2 separate regions of the Homo sapiens genome follow, and region 2 is linked to region 1. Evidence: read pairs that join two places in POLR2A ChIA-PET (ENCODE). Cell type or tissue: endothelial cell of umbilical vein. All regions are shown on one strand. Links, peaks and the distances in the headings refer to the core of each region. The heading gives the core; the rest is flanking DNA.

Evidence for each region. ChIA-PET counts read pairs that join two places held together with the same protein. Peaks named below come from ENCODE experiments on the same cell type or tissue, not always from the same donor. Only the 100,000 strongest peaks of a DNase experiment are listed, where the experiment ranks them.
Region 2: POLR2A ChIA-PET joins it to region 1 with 12 read pairs; 4 of 35 experiments call an interaction of 5 or more read pairs at or near these places.

The regions. Positions count from the first base shown.
Region 1 is chr5:177,189,903-177,197,902 of GRCh38, reverse strand. NSD1 (nuclear receptor binding SET domain protein 1) reads right to left here. Exons shown (of 23, transcript NM_022455.5): 3 at 5,884-6,019. Among named protein-coding and RNA genes, the nearest start is that of NSD1, 60 kb to the right of the region's middle. In endothelial cell of umbilical vein, for the core only: no CTCF peak of the experiment used is centred there; DNase peaks (open chromatin) are centred at 2,362 and 3,482; H3K27ac peaks cover 2,748 bases.
Region 2 is chr5:177,068,686-177,078,533 of GRCh38, reverse strand. It overlaps a transcript of ZNF346 not described here. Among named protein-coding and RNA genes, the nearest start is that of FGFR4, 13 kb to the left of the region's middle. In endothelial cell of umbilical vein, for the core only: a CTCF peak has its summit at 6,521 (motif pointing left); a DNase peak (open chromatin) is centred at 6,523.

The DNA of each region.
Region 1 (8,000 bases), core at 1-8,000:
CCAATCTAACTTCTACCTCAATGAAACCAACAACAACAAAAAAGGTACTCGTGATCTCCACCTTCTTATCCCTAATGGACATTTTATTTGCTCTCTAGGCAACACTCAGCAAAATTGACCACATCGTCCTTAAACTACAGTGGTCCCAGCTCACGTGAGACTTCACTTTCGATGGTTTCAGTTACCTGTGATACAGTAAAATAAGCTATTGGGGTCGAAGGTAGGGGACAGATTCCCATAACTTTTATTACAGTGTAATTGTTCTGTTTTATTTATTTTTTGAGATGGAGTCTCGCACTCTCGCCCAGGCTGGAGTGCAGTGGCGTCATCTTGGCTCACTGCAAGCTCCGCCTCCCGGGTTCACACCATTCTCCTGCCTCAGCCTGCCAAGTAGCTGGGACTACAGGCGCCCGCCACCCTGCCCAGCTAATGTTTTGTATTTTTAGTAGAGACAGGGTTTCACCTTGTTAGCCAGGATGGTCTCCATCGCCTGACCTTGTGATCCGCCTGCCTCGGCCTCCCGAAGTGCTGGGATTATAGGCGTGAGCCACTGCACCCGCCCTGTTTTATTATTAGTTGTTACTGATCTCTTACAATACCCAATTTATTTTTTATTTACTATTTTTTTTTTTTTAGATGGAGTCTTGCTCCATTGCCCAGGCTGGAGAGCAGTGGTATGATCTCGGCTCATTGCAACTTCCACCTCCCAAGTTTAAGCAATCCTCCTGCCTCAGCCTCCCCAGTAGCTGGGATTACAGGCATCCACCACCACGCCCAGCTAATTTTTTGTGTGTTTTTAGAAGAAACAGGGTTTCACCATGTTGGCCAGGCTGGCTTTCAACTCCTGACCTCAAGTGATCCGCCCGCCTCGGATTCCCAAAGTGCTGGATTGCAGGCGTGAGCCACCACAACCAGCCACAATGCCCAATTTATAAATGATACTTTATAATAGGTATGTATGTACAGGAAAAACATTATATATATGGGATTCAGTACTATCCAGTTTCAGGCATCCACTGAGAATCTTAGAACATATCCCCAGTACATACTACTGTACTCTAGCCACATTCTCCTACTTTTCCTCTTCCACCTGTTTCATCTGATTCTTTTTCATCATTCTTTTTCAGCAAGCTCAGTCTCTTTCATACAGATGTCAAATGATGTCTTCCTCAATGTACCTTTTGTCTCATAGTATCTTTTGTCCCAAAAAATCTCACCCATGCCTTGCCCATGGCTCCAACTAATATGAACAAGAATATGTCCTTTCTGAGTTATAGATGCTCTGGTGTTCTCTCAGTAAATGACGATCTATTCAGCCATCCAGTGATGAAGCTAAAAACGTGGGAGCCATCCTATGATATGGAAACCTGAGAACTGAAAGCCTCAGGACTTCATTCTCCCTCAGTCAACATTATCCAATGCATTACTACATCAGATGCATTTTACCTCCTCATCTGTTTTTATTTTCTATTCGCAATTTTCATCACACCATAATCACTAATAATGACTTAACTGTCTCTTTTTACTTATTTGTGGTCCCCTTCTAACACATGTTCAACAATCCAGCCACAGTGAACTTTTAAAATGAACAGATCAGAGCATGGCGGCTCCTGCTAAACACTTTTTAATTATATACATTGTTTCTGAGATAAAAATAACAAAATTTTTTAACAAAGTCAACAAGGCACTGAACACTTTGTCCCATATCTACTTCCCAGCCTCATACTGTGCCACCCTCCCTTACTCTGTGAGCTGCAGATTCCTGGAACCATCTTCTTCTCTCTTCCCTAGTTAACTCCCAACTCATCCTCTCAAGTAACAGATCAGAGATAACTTTATTAGCAAACACCACTGATGAAGAGTCCAGGTCAGTTATCCCTGTTATATCACTGAATAGGCATCAAAATTGTTCCTTGGACAGACTTCTCAGTTAAGTAATAATGCATTTGATTATTTTCTGGTGTCTTGTCCCTTATACTAGATTCTAATTTCTCATGAGAGCAAGCAGTATAGATGTATGGCCCAATAATGAATCCCAAAACCTAGCACAGTACTCAATCTATACAAGGTATTTACTATTTGTCAAATAAATAGCATGGACTCAACTAGTATGCATAAGAAACACTATAAATAGGCTGAGTGCGGTAGCTCCTGTCAGTAATCCCAAGTACTTTGGGAGGCCGAGGCGGGCAGATCGCTTGAGCCCAGGAGTTTCAGACCAGCCTGGGCAACAAGGCAAAACCCTGTCTCTACAAAAAAATTAAAAACTAAGCCAGGCATAGTGGCGAATGCCTGTAGCCCCAGCTGCTTGGAAGGCACAGGAGGGAAGATCGCTTGACCCTGGGAAGCTATGGCTGCAATGAGTCATGATCACGCCACTGCATTCTAGCCTGGGCAATAGAACGAGACCCTCAATCAAAAGAGAGACGAGGAGAGAGAGAGAGAGAGACACCCTAATGAGTAAGAAACCAGCAGTCATAGGGACAGGGAGGTTAGAAAAGAAGGACTCAGAGTTTTCTAGTAGTAGAATTTAAATATCCAGACAGGTCACAAAGGATAAGGTATCAACATTTTTTTTGAATTAAAGAGAAAGTGTCTCATTGTATTGCCAAGGCTGGTCTCAAACTCCTAGGCTCAAGTGATCCTCCCACCTCGGACTCCCAAAGTGCTGGGATTATAGGCATGAGCTACCGTGTCTGGTCAAGGTATTAAATTTTTAACACACTAAGTTATTTTCTTCTTTTGAGACAGAGTCTCGCTCTGTCACCCAGGCTGTAGTGCAGTAGTGTGATCTTGGATCACGGCAACCTCCACATCCCGGGCTCAAGCAATTCTTCTGCCTCAGCCTCCCCAGTAGCTGGGATTGTAGGAGCATGCCAACACACCTGGCTAATTTTTGTATTTTTAGTAAACACAGGGTTTCACCATGTCAGCCAGACTGGTCTCGAACTCCTGACCTCAGGTGATCTGCCCGCCTTAGCCTCCCAAAGTGCTGGAATTACAGGTGTGAGCCACTGCGCCCAGACACAAAACCTAGTACTGTGCTAGGTTCTGGCACCTGTAGTCCCAGGTACTCGGGAGGCTGAGGCAGGAGAATGGTGTGAACCCAGGAGGTGGAGCTTGCAGTGAGCCGAGATTGTGCCACTGCACTCCAACCTGGGAGACAGAGCAAGGCTCTGCCTCAAAAAAAAAAAAAAAAAAAAAAAAAGACACTAAAATTTATAAAGGTTTTTGGGCACCTCATTATTCAAAATATAAAATCAAATCCAGGAATTCTACTTTGGAGAAATCATCCTTTTTAAAAAAAAAAAAAAAAAAAAAAAGAGGCATGGTGACTCACACATGTAATTCCAGCACTCCGGAAGGCCAAGGTGGGAGGATCCCTTATTAAGCTCAGGATTTCAAGACCAGCCTGGGTAATATATGGAGACACTATCTCCACCCAAAAAAAAAAAAAAAAAGCCATGTGTGGTGGCACACGTCTGTGCTCCCAGCTATTCCAGCTATTCCAGCTATTCAGGATGCTGAGGTTGGATGACTGTTTGAGCCCTGGAGATCAAGGCTTCAGTGAGGCGTTGTTATGCCATTACACTCCAGCCTAGGCAACAGAATGAGATCCTGTCTCAGAAAAATAAACAAATACATAAATAATAAAAATATGAAAAAAATCTCCACAAAGTGGAAAAGGCAAGCTGCAAAATATACAATGTTCTGTTTGTGATAAAGGAAAGACGTGGAAGATGACTAAGAAGTATGTATTTACTCATGTAAATAAAAATATAATTTATATGAAAAAACATTATGTATATAAAAATATATTAATATCAGCCAGGTGTGGTGGCTCACGCCTGTAATCCAAACACTTTGGGAGGCCAAGACCTGTGGTTCACTTGAGGTCAGGAGTTTGAGACCAGCCTGGCCAACATGGTGAAACCCCGTCTCTACTAAAATACAAAAATTAGCTGGGCATGGTGGCACGCACCTGTAATCCCAGCTACTCTGGAGGCTGAGGCAGGAGGAGAATTGCTTGAACCCGGGAGGCAGAGGTTGCAGTGAGCCGAAATTGCGCCACTGCACTCCAACGTACGTGACAGAGCAAGATTCCGTCTCAAAACAAAACAACAACAACAACAACAAAAATTAATATCAATTGGTTGCCTGTTGAAAGGAGTGAAGAATGTGGCGGATCACAGCAAAGCAGAGAGTAAGCTGATTTTTCTGAATCTCACCAACATCTGACTTTCAGAAACTAAAATACATATATTAAAACTAAAATAAAATCACTACCATCCTAACAGAAAAAAGGACAGCTCAAATCAAGTTTCAGGCCAGGTGCAGTGGCTCACACCTGTAATCCCAACACTTTGGGAGGCTGAGGAAGGAGGATCACCTGAGGTCAGGAGTTCAAGACCAGCCTGGCCAACATGGTGAAACCCCATCTCTACTAAAAATACAAAAATTGGCCCGGCACGGTGGCTCACGCTTGTAATCCCAGCATTTTGTAAGGCCGAGGCAGGCAGATCACGAGGTCAAGAGATCAAGACCATCCTGGTTAACACGGTGAAATCCCGTCTCTACTAAAAATACCAAAAAAATTAGCCAGGCATGGTGGCGGACGCCTGTAGTCCCAGCTACTCGGGAGGCTGAGGCAGGAGAATGGCATGAACCCAGCAGGCAGAGCTTGCAGTGAGCCGAGATCACGCCACTGCACTCCAGCCTGGGAGACAGAGCAGAAATTCTTCTCTAAAATAAAATAAAATAAAAATAAATCAAGTTTCAGCCCCATCCTTTAGAGTAATTTAAAACTAAGGTACCTAAGATTCAAACACAACAATCAACTGAAAAACAAACAATAGCATTTAAAGGAAATACTCCAAATTAAAATTTTAAACTTCAAAATTATTAATAAACATTTACAATTGTTTCAGCTTTTATATTATAAAAAATGATACAAACCTGATTAAAGTAGAAATACGTAAATATACTAAAAGGTGATTCCGGACAATGTAAACATTAGAAAAATGGCCTAACACCTTCCTGGCATCAACAGAATAATTGAGAATGTTTAAATCAGCCGGGCACAGTGGCTCACGCCTGTAATCCCCATACTTTGGGAGTCTAAGGCGGGCGGATCACCTCATCTCAGGAGTTCAAGACCAGCCTGGCCAACATGGTGAAACCCCGTCTCTACTAAAAATACAAAAATTAGGCCTGGTGCAGGGCTCATGCCTGTAATCTCAGCACTTTGGGAGGCCAAGGCAGGCAGATCGCCTGAGGTCGGGAGCTCGAGACCAGTCTGACCAACATGGAGAAACCCCGTTTCTACTAAAAATACAAAATTAGCTGGGCGTAGTGGCACATGCCTGCAATCCCAGCTACTGAGGAGGCTGAGCCAGAAGAATTGCTTGAACCCGGGAGGCAGAGGTTGCGGTAAGCTGAGATCACGCCACTGCACTCCAGCCTGGGCAACAAGAGCAAAACTCCATCTCAAATAAAAAATTAAAAAAAAAAACAAAAAACAAAAATTAGCCAAGCGTGGTGGCGGATGCCTGTAATCCCAGCTACTCGGGAGGCTAAGGCAGGAGAATCGCTTGAACTCACAAGTCAGAGGTTGCAGTGAGCTGAGATTGCACCACTACAGTCCAGCCTGGGCAACAAGAGCGAGACTCCGTCTCAAAAACAAACAAACAAAAAAAAAAAACTGAGAGAAGGTTTAAATCATAGAGTAAAACGAACTTTTAAAAGCCCCAAAAGATAAAATATGTAACACCAATTCATTCACAAAATGTTCCAAGGAAAAAAATATATTATTATTAAGATAACAAAAATTGAGTTATTCTAAAGGCAACTGCCTTTAACATGTATAATCACTGCAAGTATTACCTTTCATTTTTGAATGTGTGTTAATCAACGGATCAGAACAAATCCTGCAGGGCCACCATGGGCGTCTCTTGAATTTTGCCCAGATGAGATCTCCAACTTCATACTTCAGTGGCGTAGACTTTTTCTTAGGTTGACACTTTAGACAGACAAAACATGGGGCATCAATAAGAATCAAAATATTTTGAAACATTATTGTCATTCCTATTAGCCTTCTGAAAAAGCAATGTATGAAAAATTGAGAATGAAAACACTCTAGCCTAAAAAGAATTACAAAATAAGTACAACTAAATTATTCCATCTTAATTGTTCATAACATAGCCCTTTATACATAGTTCTCAACTTATAATTGTTTTATATAATGAATCTATCCGTATTTTGAAAATAAAATTAAGCTGGCTTTATTTTTAAAGAACTAAAAACACACACAATAAAGAAAATCATCCGAAGGAAAAGACACCCTTGATCTAGTCCTTGGATCAAAACACAAAGGGAAAAAAAAAATGGAGAAAAAATTATAGGAAGAATTTTTAATAATATCAAGAGACTTCAGACCCTTCTGCATGTGATATTCTACATGCTTTTCAAACCAATATTTCTATTAGCGTATTAACAATAGTAATAGCCAGGAGTGGTGGCACATGCCTGTAGTCCCAGCTAACACTTTACTTTCAGACATAAGCCCCAGAGAAAACAGCAAAGAATTCTTCTAAATACTCACAGAAGTTAAATCTCATTAAAAATACTGGGATTGGCTGGGCACAGTGGCTCATGCCTGTAATCCCAGCACTTTGGGAGGCCGAGGCAGGTGGATCACCTGAGGTCAGGAGTTCGTGACCGGCCTGGCCAACATGGTGAAACCTTGTTCTACTAAAAATACAAAAATTAGCCGGGGGTGTTAGCGGGCACCTGTAATCCTACCCAGTTACTTGGGAGGCTGAGACAGGAGAATCGCTTGAACCCTGGAGGCGGAGGTTGCAGCGAGCCAAGAGCCACCGTACTTTAGCCTCGGCGACAGAGAGACTCTTCAAAAAAAAAAAAGAAAAAAAAAAAAAAGGCTGGGTGCAGTGGCTCATGCCTGTAATCCCAGCACTTTGGGAGGCCGAGGCGGGCAGATCACGAGGTCAGGAAATCGAGACCATCCTGGCTAACACGGTGAAACCCCGTCTCTACTAAAAATAAAAAATTAGCTGGGCATGGTGGCGGGCGCCTGTAGTCCCAGCTACTCGGGAGGCTGAGGCAGGAGAATGGCGTGAACCCAGGAGGCGGAGCTTGCAGTGAGCCGAGATGGCGCCACTGCACTCCAGCCTGGGAGACAGAGCAAGACTCCGTCTCGGAAAAAAAAAAAACCTGGGATTAGTTCCTCCTGTATATAGAGCTACTAGAAAATGAAACAAGAACTACATCTTACTTTCTTTTAAAAAGCTCTAAGGGGCCAGGCACAGTGGCTCACATCTGTAATCCCAGTACTCTGGGAGGCCGAGGTAGGCAGATAACTTGAGGCCAGGAGTTTGAGATCAGCCTGGCCAACACAGCGAAACCCTGTCTCTGCTAAAAAGAGAAAAAAATACAAAAATTGGCAGGGCATGGCGGCGCATGCCGGTAATCCCAGCTACTCGGGAGGCTGAGGCAAGAGAATTGCTTGAACCAGGGAGGCAGAGGTTGCAGTGAGCCAAGATTGCGCCACTGCACGCCGGCCTGGGCAACAGAGTTAGACTCTGCCTCAAAAGTAAAAAGAATAAAATAAAATAAAAAGCCCTAAGGGGGCCAGATGCTGTGGCTCTTGCCTATAAATTCCAGCACTTTGGGAGGCTGAGGTGACAGGATCACTCCAGCCTAGGAGTCTGAGATCAGCCTGGACAACATGTCAGACCCAGTCTCTACAAAAAATTTAAAAAATTAGCTGGGCATGGTGGTGCATGCCTGTACTCCCAGCTGCTTGGGAGACAGGTAGGAGGACTGCTTGAGCCCAAGAATTCGAGGCTACAGTGGACCATGTTCATGCCCACTGCACTCCAGCCTGTGCTACAGAGTGAGATCTGTCTTTAAAAAAATCTAAGGGACCATATTGATGGTTATCAAGTAAATTCTCAAAAAGAATACGACTTCAAAGTTAATTG
Region 2 (9,848 bases), core at 1,849-9,848, 120 kb after region 1:
CTGGGACTCCAGGCATGTGCCACTGTGCTGCCACTCCTCACCCTTAACTACTCTCCCCCCACCACCCACTGGCACCCCCAGCTCCTCAGCCTGACATTCAGGGCCCTCCAGGACTGGCCTCTGCTGCTCTCTGCTGTCCCAGCTCCAGTCTCCCCCAAGACACCTGCTGTTTCGCAGCTGCAGTGAGCTCCAGGTAGAGCCTCTGAATGTGCCTGACTGGCTGACACCGTGGCGTCTTTGCTTATGCTGCCTTTGTTGCTGAGCATTCTTCCTCTGGCCTGCCTATCTGTCCTCCCCGCTTTCCAGGCATTCTACCAGATACCTGCCATTCAGCAGGTATTTCTGGACTCCTCTCAGGCATTCCCTTTTCTTTTCTTTTCTTTTTTTGAGATGGAGTCTTGCTCTGTTGCCCAGGCTGGAGTGCAGTGGTGCAATCTCAGCTCACTGCAACCTCCACCTCCCGGGTTCAAGCAATTTTCCTGCCTCAGCCACCCGAGTAGCTGGGATTACAGGCACTCACCACCATGCCCAGCTAATTTTTATATTTTTAGTAGAGATGGGGTTTCACCATGTTGACCAGGCTGGGCTCGAGCTCCTGACCTCAGGTGATCCACCTGCCTCGGCCTCCCAAAGTGCTGGGATTACAGGCGTGAGCCACCGCGCCTGGCCAGGCATTCCTTTTTCTTTCAGATCCCTCCTGGCCACCCTAAACTGGACATTAAAACCCTTTTCCTCTCTCTGGTAACGACCCCTCAAACTTTTCTTGATGTCGTGGTCCTCCCCTACTAGCAGTCCACGGGGGACTGGATGAAACCAACACTCCTCCTTGGCATTTATGGTGGACATGTGACCCAGACCTGGCTAAGGAGAATATTCCATCTCCCAGGCCATTGTGATTAAGTCAGAGATGAGCATGTGACCATGGGAGGGCCAATGGGAGCCAGTCTAGGTCTTTTATTGGAATGAATAGGAAACCAACTCTCTGAGAAGCTGAGCTGTGAATAGGGATGCCTAGAGTTGCTTGGGAGAGCTTCTCTGTGAAAGACAGCAATAAAGGAAACAAGAGGGCCAAGAGCTGGAGTGCACCCGGATCAAGCCTTGCCTGAAGCCATTCCTTCTTTGAACATTTCACTATGTGAACCAAATAATTTTTTCTTCGGCTAATCCTTTTTCTTAAACCCTTTATAAATAAAAGGCTCCTTCTCAGTAGAACACCCTTCCTTTGTGTCTCCACTCTCCTCTGTTGGCTCTTTGGCCATAGTACTCATTTGTTTACATGGCAGCAAATTCATCCTGTTTTCACTGCTATTTGTTTAAAACCTTTTAATAAATTTCCATGGCTTTTAGGAAAAAGACCTGTATTAGTTATCCATTGCTTCATAACACATTACTTTTAAACTTAACGACTTTACATAACAAATATTTGGCTGACTATTGGTGTTAAAGAAAAAATTATTCAAAGATACTTGTTTTTATGTTTATTTATTTATTTTTCTTGAGAGTCTCGCTCTGTCGCCCAAGCTGGAGTACAGTGGCGTGATCTCGGCTCACTGCAACCTCCGCCTCCTGGGTTCAAGCGATTCTCCAGCCTCAGCCTCCCAAGTAGCTGGGATTACAGGCACCTGTCACCATGCCCAGCTAATTTTTGTATTTTTAGTAGAGACGGGGTTTCACCATATTGGCCAGGATGGTCTCAAACTCCTGACCTCAAATGATCCACCCACCTCAGCCTCCCAAACTGCTGGGATTACAGGCGTGAGCCACCACGCCCGGCTCAACGATACTTATTAAAGCACAGTAAAGAAAACTTTATTCAGGACCATTGAGATAGTCACAGGGACCACTGCAATGGGATCTTGCAGAGGGGGAGAGAGATTGGGCTCCATTCTGAATACAGCATGGGCGAGTGGGAATTCTGAGCCAAGGAACAGAGTGGGGAGCAGTGAATGGAAAATGACTAAGAGGAAACGTTGGGGTAAAGGGGTTCTGTCCAAACTGACCCAACAGGATTCTTGCTGAAGACAGGCCCATCAGCCATCACCTGGGGGATGGTGGAGGAGGAGGAACCTGATCAGATATCGAAGATGGGCGGCAGTTCTTGCTAAACTAGACTTAGCAGGTTCTTTGCTAAAACTAGATTTTACAAGGAAGTGCACAGATGGACCTAGGAGAAGGCTCAGAAGCCTGACTAAAATTTGGCCAACCAAAGAATCTTTGTCATTGGTAGAAGACCTACATTTCTCTCAACAACAGCCTCTTGATAGGGCTGCTTGAGTGTTCCCACAACACGTTAGCTGGTTTCCCTCAGAGCTGGTGATCCAAGAGAGAAATATTGAAGCTGCAATGTAATGTATAACTTACTCTCAGACATCAGATTCTTGTCACTTCTGTCTTATTCTATTAGTTAAAAGTGAGTCACAGCCAGGCACAGTGGCTCACGCCTATAATCCCAGCACTTCAGGAGGCTGAGCGAGGAGGATTCCTTGAGCCTAGGAGTTTGAGACCAGCCTGGGCAACGGAGTGAGACCCTAATAAAAAATATTAGCCAGACGGGCGTGGTGGCTCACGCCTGTAATCCCAGCACTTTGGGAGGCTGAGGCAGGTCAATCGCCTGAGGTTGGGAGTTCGAGATCAGCCTGGTCAACCTGGTGAAACCCTGTATCTATTAAAAGTACAAAAATTAGCTGGGCGTGGTGGCGGGTGCCTGTAATTCCAGCTAATTGGGAGGCTGAGACAGGAGAATCGTTTGAACCCAGGAGGCAGAGTTTGCAGTGAGCCGAGATTGCACCACTGCACTCTAGCCTGGGCGACAAGAGAGAAACTCTGTCTCAAAAAAAAAGGAAAAAAAAATTAGCCAGGCACAGTGGCGCATGCCTGTAGTTCCAGCTACTCAGGAGGCTGAGGTGGGAGGACTGTTTGAGCCCAGGAGATCGAGGCTGCAGTGACCTATGATTGTGCCATGCACTCCAGCCTGGGGGACACAGCAAGACCTTGAGTCAATCAATCAATCAGTAAGTAAAGTGAATTGCTACTTACAGCCCATATTAGGGGATATAGGGTAGAAATTAAACTTGACCTATTGAAGGGAGGAGTATTAAAAAGTGTAGATTTTTTTGTTTGTTTGTTTTTTGAGACGGTGTCTGGCTCTGTCGCCCAGGCCGGGGTACAGTGTTACTCATCTCGGCTCACTGCAACCTCTGCCTCCTGGGATCAAGCCATTTTCCCGCCTCAGCCTCATGAGTAGCTGGGATTACAGGCACCCACCACCATGCCCGGCTAGTTTTTTTTTGTATTTTTAATAGAGACGGGGTTTCACCATGTTGTCCAGGCTGGTCTTGAACTCCTGATCTCATGATCCACCTGCTTTGGCCTCCCAAAATGCTGGGATTACAGGCGTGAGCCACCATGCCCGGCCAAAATGTAGATATATTTTATTTTTATTTAAAAAAAATTCTTTTTTTTTTGAGACGGAGGGAGTCTTGCTCTGTCGCCCAGGTTGGAGTGCACTGGCGCGATCTCGGCTCACTGCAAGCTTCGCCTCCTGGGTTCATGCCATTCACCTGCCTCAGCCTCCCGAGTAGCTGGGACTACAGATGCCCACCACCATGCCCGGCTAAATTTTTGTATTTTTAGTAGAGACGGGTTTCACCGTGTTAGCCAGGATGGTCTCGTTCTCCTGACCTCGTGATCCGCCCGCCTCGGCCTCCCAAAGTGCTGGGATTACAGGTGTGAGCCAACTTGCCCGGCCAGGAATCCCTCCTCTGTCTGACCTAACTGCCCTCTGCCCTGGAGCTGCTCAGCCTCTATCAATTTTTCTGGCTCTCAGCGAACGTTTTCATTCAGTTGCAAGACACAGAAACTCAAATTCAAACCTGCTTACACAAAATAGTGAATGTACTGGCTCATGCACTTTTTAAAGAGATGAGGTCTGTTGTGCTGCCCAGGCTGGATGTGAACTCCTGGGCCTAAGAAATTCTCCTGCCTTAGTCTCCTGAGTAGCTGGGACTACAGGAGCATGACTGTAAGTCCTGGTGTGAATCAGGCTCCAGAAACAGCTTGATCCTGGTTCCCAACAGTATGGTCAAAACTCATTCTCTCTTCTGTCTTCTTCTCTATGACAGGTGCTCCCTAAGAAGTGACAAAGAAGGCCACTAACAGCTCTGGGCTCGAGACATTCCCACTTGGCAACTTCTCAACTGTTCTGGCAAAAGCCAGGAGAGTGGAGGTCTTCCCCACCCGGACTACATAAGCTGAGGGTGGGGTTTTTCAAAGAAAAGCTTATTATAGGAAGAAGGGTAAACAGACACTAGGAAGCTTCTGATTATTATACCTAGTGATTCTGTGAGCCTTTACTGCACAAACTGTTCCCAAACTTAATTATTTAAAACAATGTATTATTTCTCACAATTCTGTGATTAGCTGGGCTCAGGTGGCAGTTCTGCTTATGCTGTGGATTGGCTATGCTAGAGGGTCTGGGATGTCCTCCCTCACATGTATGGAGCTGGCTGTTGGCTTCTCTCTCTACCTGGTCTGTGGTCGCCACATGGTCTAGCCCAAACTTCCTTTCACAGGGTCAGGAACGGAAGCTGCATGAGCACTTAAGTCCTAACCTTGGAAGTCGTACAGTCATGTTACTGAATTCTCTGATCAAAGCAACTCACAAGACTAGTTCAGATTCAAGAGACTGGGAAATGGACCCCCCCCCTCCCCCGCCCGCCCGATCTTGATGGGAGCAATGATAAAGTCACATTGCAAAAGGACACAGGCACAGGGAGGCAATGATTCATGGGAGGCCATTATTGAAACAATCAACTGTGTTCCACAACTCGCCTCTTCTAGTTCCTTTCACTAAGCCTCCTCCCACCCCAGCAACCTGGCTCCTTTGACCTTCATGACCACTAGAGGATCATCTCCCTCAATAAGTCTTTCCGGCCAGGTGCGGTGGCTCACGTCTGCAATCCCAGCACTCTGGTAGGCCGAGGTGGGAGGATCGTTTGAGCTCAGGAGTTCAAGACCAGCCTGGGCAACACAGTGGGACCTTGTGTCTACAAAAAATAAGATAATTAGCTGGGTGTGGTGGTGTGCGCCTGTAGTCCCAGCTACTCGGGAGGCTGAGGTGGGAGGATCACTTGAGTCAGTGAGGTCGAGGCTGCAATGAGCTGTGTTTGCACCACTGCATTCCAGCCTGTGTGACAGAGTGAGACGCTGTTTCAAAAAACAAACAAAATAAATGTCTTTCCTGTGAAATCCCAGCAATGGTCCCTACCAGACCATACCCATTTTTATTCATTTATTCATTAATGTATTCAATCACCAAGCAGTTATTAAAACATAAGCACAGTCCTATGCTAGGGACCAGGGATGCAGTATCATAAGACCCAATTCCTGCCCTCAAGCAGTTTCTAGTCTAAAAGAAGAGACAGGGAATTAGATCATCGTAACACAGCATATTAAGGGCTATGCTAGAGGGGAACACAGGGCATCTGGGAACACAAAGGGCAGCCAACTTGGCCTTGGGGGCCAGTGATCTCTGGATGAGTGGAGGTCCCCAGGTTGACAAGGGGAGCTGGAGCAAGTATTAGGCAGAAATCTTGGTTGCAAGTTATAGAAACTCAACTGACTTAAAGAAAAGTCATAACTAAAAAGTCCTGGGGGATATTAGCTTCAGGCATAGCTGGATCCAGGTAGTCATCAGAAATGAGTCTCTCCTTATCTGGAGTACAGTGGTGTGATCTCGGCTCACTGCAACCTCCGCCTCACGGGTTCAAGCAATACTCCTGCCTCAGCCTCCTGAGTAGCTGGGACTACAGACGTGCGCCACCACGCCTGACTAATTTTTGTATTTTTAGTAGAGACAGGGTTTCATCATGTTGGCCAGCTGGCCTTGAACTCCTGACTTCAAGTAATCTGCCTGCTTTGGCCTCCCAAAGTACTGGGGTTACAGGTGTGAGCCACCGAGCCCGGCCTCCTCTGTGTTGGCTTAGTTCTGAAGCAGGCTGTCCTTACATGCTGGACACTAACAGCTGAAGACTATGACTGTGATTACTCAGTCGGGTCACAGGCTCACTCCTGGAATCAGAGAGCAGGGCCAGTCCCTCGGAACCACAGGATCTGAGAATGGAGCAGGTTTGTCACCCAAAGGAGAAAAGGAAAAGAAGGGCTGTGGAGCTGGCCTGACATCAGGTGTACTTCTAGACAGGTGACTAAGTTACAGCCCTCAAACAGAGAGGGCCTCCTGAGGGAAATGTCCTGAGGGAAGGGGAAATCGGCCTTGGGAATGAGCAGAAGTGCTAAGATCAAATCTCTCTCCAAGGCTACTTCTTGGTTGTGTAAGCTCTGCAAGACTTTGTCCCTGACTTTCTCCTGTGAAATCAAGTCTTTGCCAGTTGTCCTGAGGGTTAACTGAAATAGCATATACAGGGGCTCGTGAAGTCACCCTGTTCTCTTCCCATTAAATCAAACAGTAAAGTCCCAGGGCTGGTCTACCTTGCTAGAAAAAAGAAGCTGACTCCACCTAGTGGCTAATGGGGTCATTGCACTGAAGAGTTGAACATTTACAGAACTGCGTTCTGATATTCCTAGACAGATGAAGCAGCATATATGAACAGTAAGCTTGGGAGAGACAGGCCGGGGACGGGTCTGCCCTGTCTCTGTAACAGGGCTTTGCACAGGGCAGAGAGGTGAGGTTAGGTGGATGGATGGTCAGAGGGAGAAAGTGTTCTTCCTATTGTATTTTACACTAGTGACTGCTCATCAGAGCATCTGGTTTGGGGGTGGGGACAGCTCATCTGGCAGGGACTGCTGTGAGGGAAGGAAGGGCTTTCTTCTTCTTCTTCTTTTTTTTTTTTTGAGACAGAGTCTCGCTCTGTCGCCCAGGCTGGAGTGCAGTGGCACGATCTCAGCTCACTGCAAGCTCCGCCTCCCGGGTTCATGCCATTCTCCTGCCTCAGCCTCCCGGTAGCTGGGACTACAGGCACCCGCCACTACGACCAGCTAATTTTTTGTATTTTTAGTAGAGATGGGGTTTCACCGTGTTAGCCAGGATGGTCTCGATCTCCTAACCTTGTGATCCGCCCACCTCAGCCTCCCAAAGTGCTGGGATTACAGGCGTGAGCCACCGCGCCTGGCGCCTGGCCCCTTTTTTCTTTCTTTCTTTTTTTTTTTTTTAAGAGGCTCCCATTATGTTGCCCAGGCTGGATTTGAACTCCTGGGCTCAAGCGATCCTCCTGCCTCAGCCTCCCGAGCAGATGGGATTGCAGGCACGTGCACCACACCTGGCTTAGGGCTCTGGGAGGAAACTCTACCTGTTCATTGCTACTTCTTCAGGATTTGAGCTGGGAACTGTGATTTCTTCTAACTTCCACTTCACAAGGCCTCAGGTCACATATAGCTGGTGGCAGTGCTCAGACCAACACTTAGGGCTCCTGAATCCCAGGCCCTTGTCCCTCATGCCACCCCTCATTGGCTGCTATACAGGTACATGTCTAGATCTGTGTCTGCACTGGTGGGTTGTTATATTCAAACAGCTGCTTTGCATCTAGCTCTGGGCTAAGAGTATGCTTCCACTTCCTCTTGGTTCCATTTCATGCATGATTCCATTTCTTCCCCTCAGGTGTGACACCTCAGTAGTGTCACTGGCCAAAGAGCCTTGGGCCTGGGATAAGCAGGGGCTCCCCAGTAGTGGAGGGTGACTTTTCGCTGGGCCCCAGTAAAGAATCACTTCTAGCCACTATGCTACTTTTCCCCCCGCCTCAGTCAGACCGGATTACTGAATCTTATTACATGGGGCTATGCCAGATGCCATCTGCTTGTGGCCTTACCCCCGCTCCAGGGGGACTCAGGGCTTACTTCAGGTCAACAATAGAAAGAGCAGCAGCTATCATTTATATAGCATTTATCATGTGTAAGGCACTATTATTTCATATCCACCTATTCTTTTAATTCTCATGATCACCCTGTGAGGTAGGTACTAATGTTCCACCCCGAGGCAGCTTTGCGATGGCAGAGCTGGGATCTGAACCTTAGCTGCTTGCTTCCCAGAACCTGAGTTTTCGCCACTACGCTAGACTGCCTCTCCAGAGCTGATGCCTCTCTGAGACCCTCCCTAGGCACTGGAGCCATGAGCAGGGGCTCCCTCATATGCTTGCCTGCTGTATTGTGGGTCCTGGGTATTGATTTCTGAGGCCATTCGAGGCTACAAAATTCAAACCTGTCTTGAGCATGCTAAAAGTAAGAAGGGCCCTGATTTCAAGTCAGGAACTATGGATTCAAATTCCTGGGTACCACCAGAATGGCCAATATTAAAAAAACTGACAACACCAAGTGCTAACCAAGACGTGGAGCTGCTGGAGCTCCCACACACTGCTGGTGAGGATGTAAGTCAATAGAGCCACTTTGGAAAACTGTTTGGCAGTGTCTAGACAAGCTAAACATATGCCTACTCTATGATTCCACGCCTGAGTAGATGAGTGAACATGTGTACCAAGCAGCATGTAAAAAATCCTTCACAGCAGTTTTATTTATGATACCCCCAAACTAGAAACAACCCAGTTGTCCCTCAACAGGATGGCTGGGCCAGGCTTGGTGGCTCACGCTTGTAATCCCAGCACTTTGGGAGGCTAAGGTGGGTGGATCGCTTGAGCCCAGGAGTTTGAGACCAGCCTGGGCAACAGGGTGAGACGCCATCCCTACAAAAAATACGAAAAACTAGCTGGCATGGTGGCATGTGCCTGTAGTCCCAGCTACTTGGGAGGCTGAGGCGGGAGGATCACTTGAGCCCAGGAGTTCGAGACCAGCCTGGGCAACAGAGACTCCATCTCTACAAAAAATAGAAAAAATTAGCTGGTGTGGTGGCATGTGCCTGTAGTCTCAGCTACTTGGGAGGCTGAGGTGGGAGGATCACTTGAGCCCAGGAGGTCGAGGCTGCAGTGAGTCTTGATGGCACCACTGCATTCCAGCCTGGGGGCCAGAGTGAGAACATCTCAAAAACAAAAACAAAAAAGTAGGATGGCTAAATTGTGCTATATTCAAATAAAGGACCACTACACAGCACGAAAAAACTCAACTTGTTTTTTTTTTTTTGAGACAGAGTCTTACTACGTCACCTAGGCTGGAGTGCAGTGGCGCGATCTCAGCTCACTTGCAACCTCCGCCTCCCAGGTTCAAGCGATTCTCCTGCCTCAGCGAGCAGCTGAGATTACAGGCATCCACCACCACGACCAGCTAATTTTTGTATTTTTAGTAGAGACAGGGTTTCACCATGTTGGCTAGGCTGGTCTGGAACTCCTGACCTCAAGTGATGCGCCCGCCTCGGCCTCCCAAAGAGCTGGGATTACAGGCATGAGCCACTGCGCCTGGCTGAAAAAAAAAAACTGAACTTCTGAGACATACAGTAACATGGGTGAATTCCACAAACTAATATTGTGCAAAATGTATGATTCCATTTTTATAAAACTCAAGAGCAAGCAAAACTAATCTATAATGATCGAGGTCAAAATAGTGGTTGCTTCTGGGGGATACTGACTAGGAGGGGAAATGAGGGAATGTTTTAGGGACCTGGCAATGTTCTGTATCTTGATCTGGAGGGTGACTGCCCCAATGTATACATGTAAGTGAGGATTCATCAAACTGAAGTCTAAAATTGGTGCACATTACTGAATGTATGGTGTACCTCAAAAAGTTAGAGAAAAAAAGGAAACAGTTAAACAATTTCTGGGTATAGTGCACAGTTGTTTTTGTCCCCCTCCCCCTGCATCCATTCCCCCTTAATCTGGAAAGAGCCCTACAACCTTCTTCTTTTGGGGTTGTATCACTCCCTCTCTCAATGTTTTAGGTGGAGCTGACTCAGC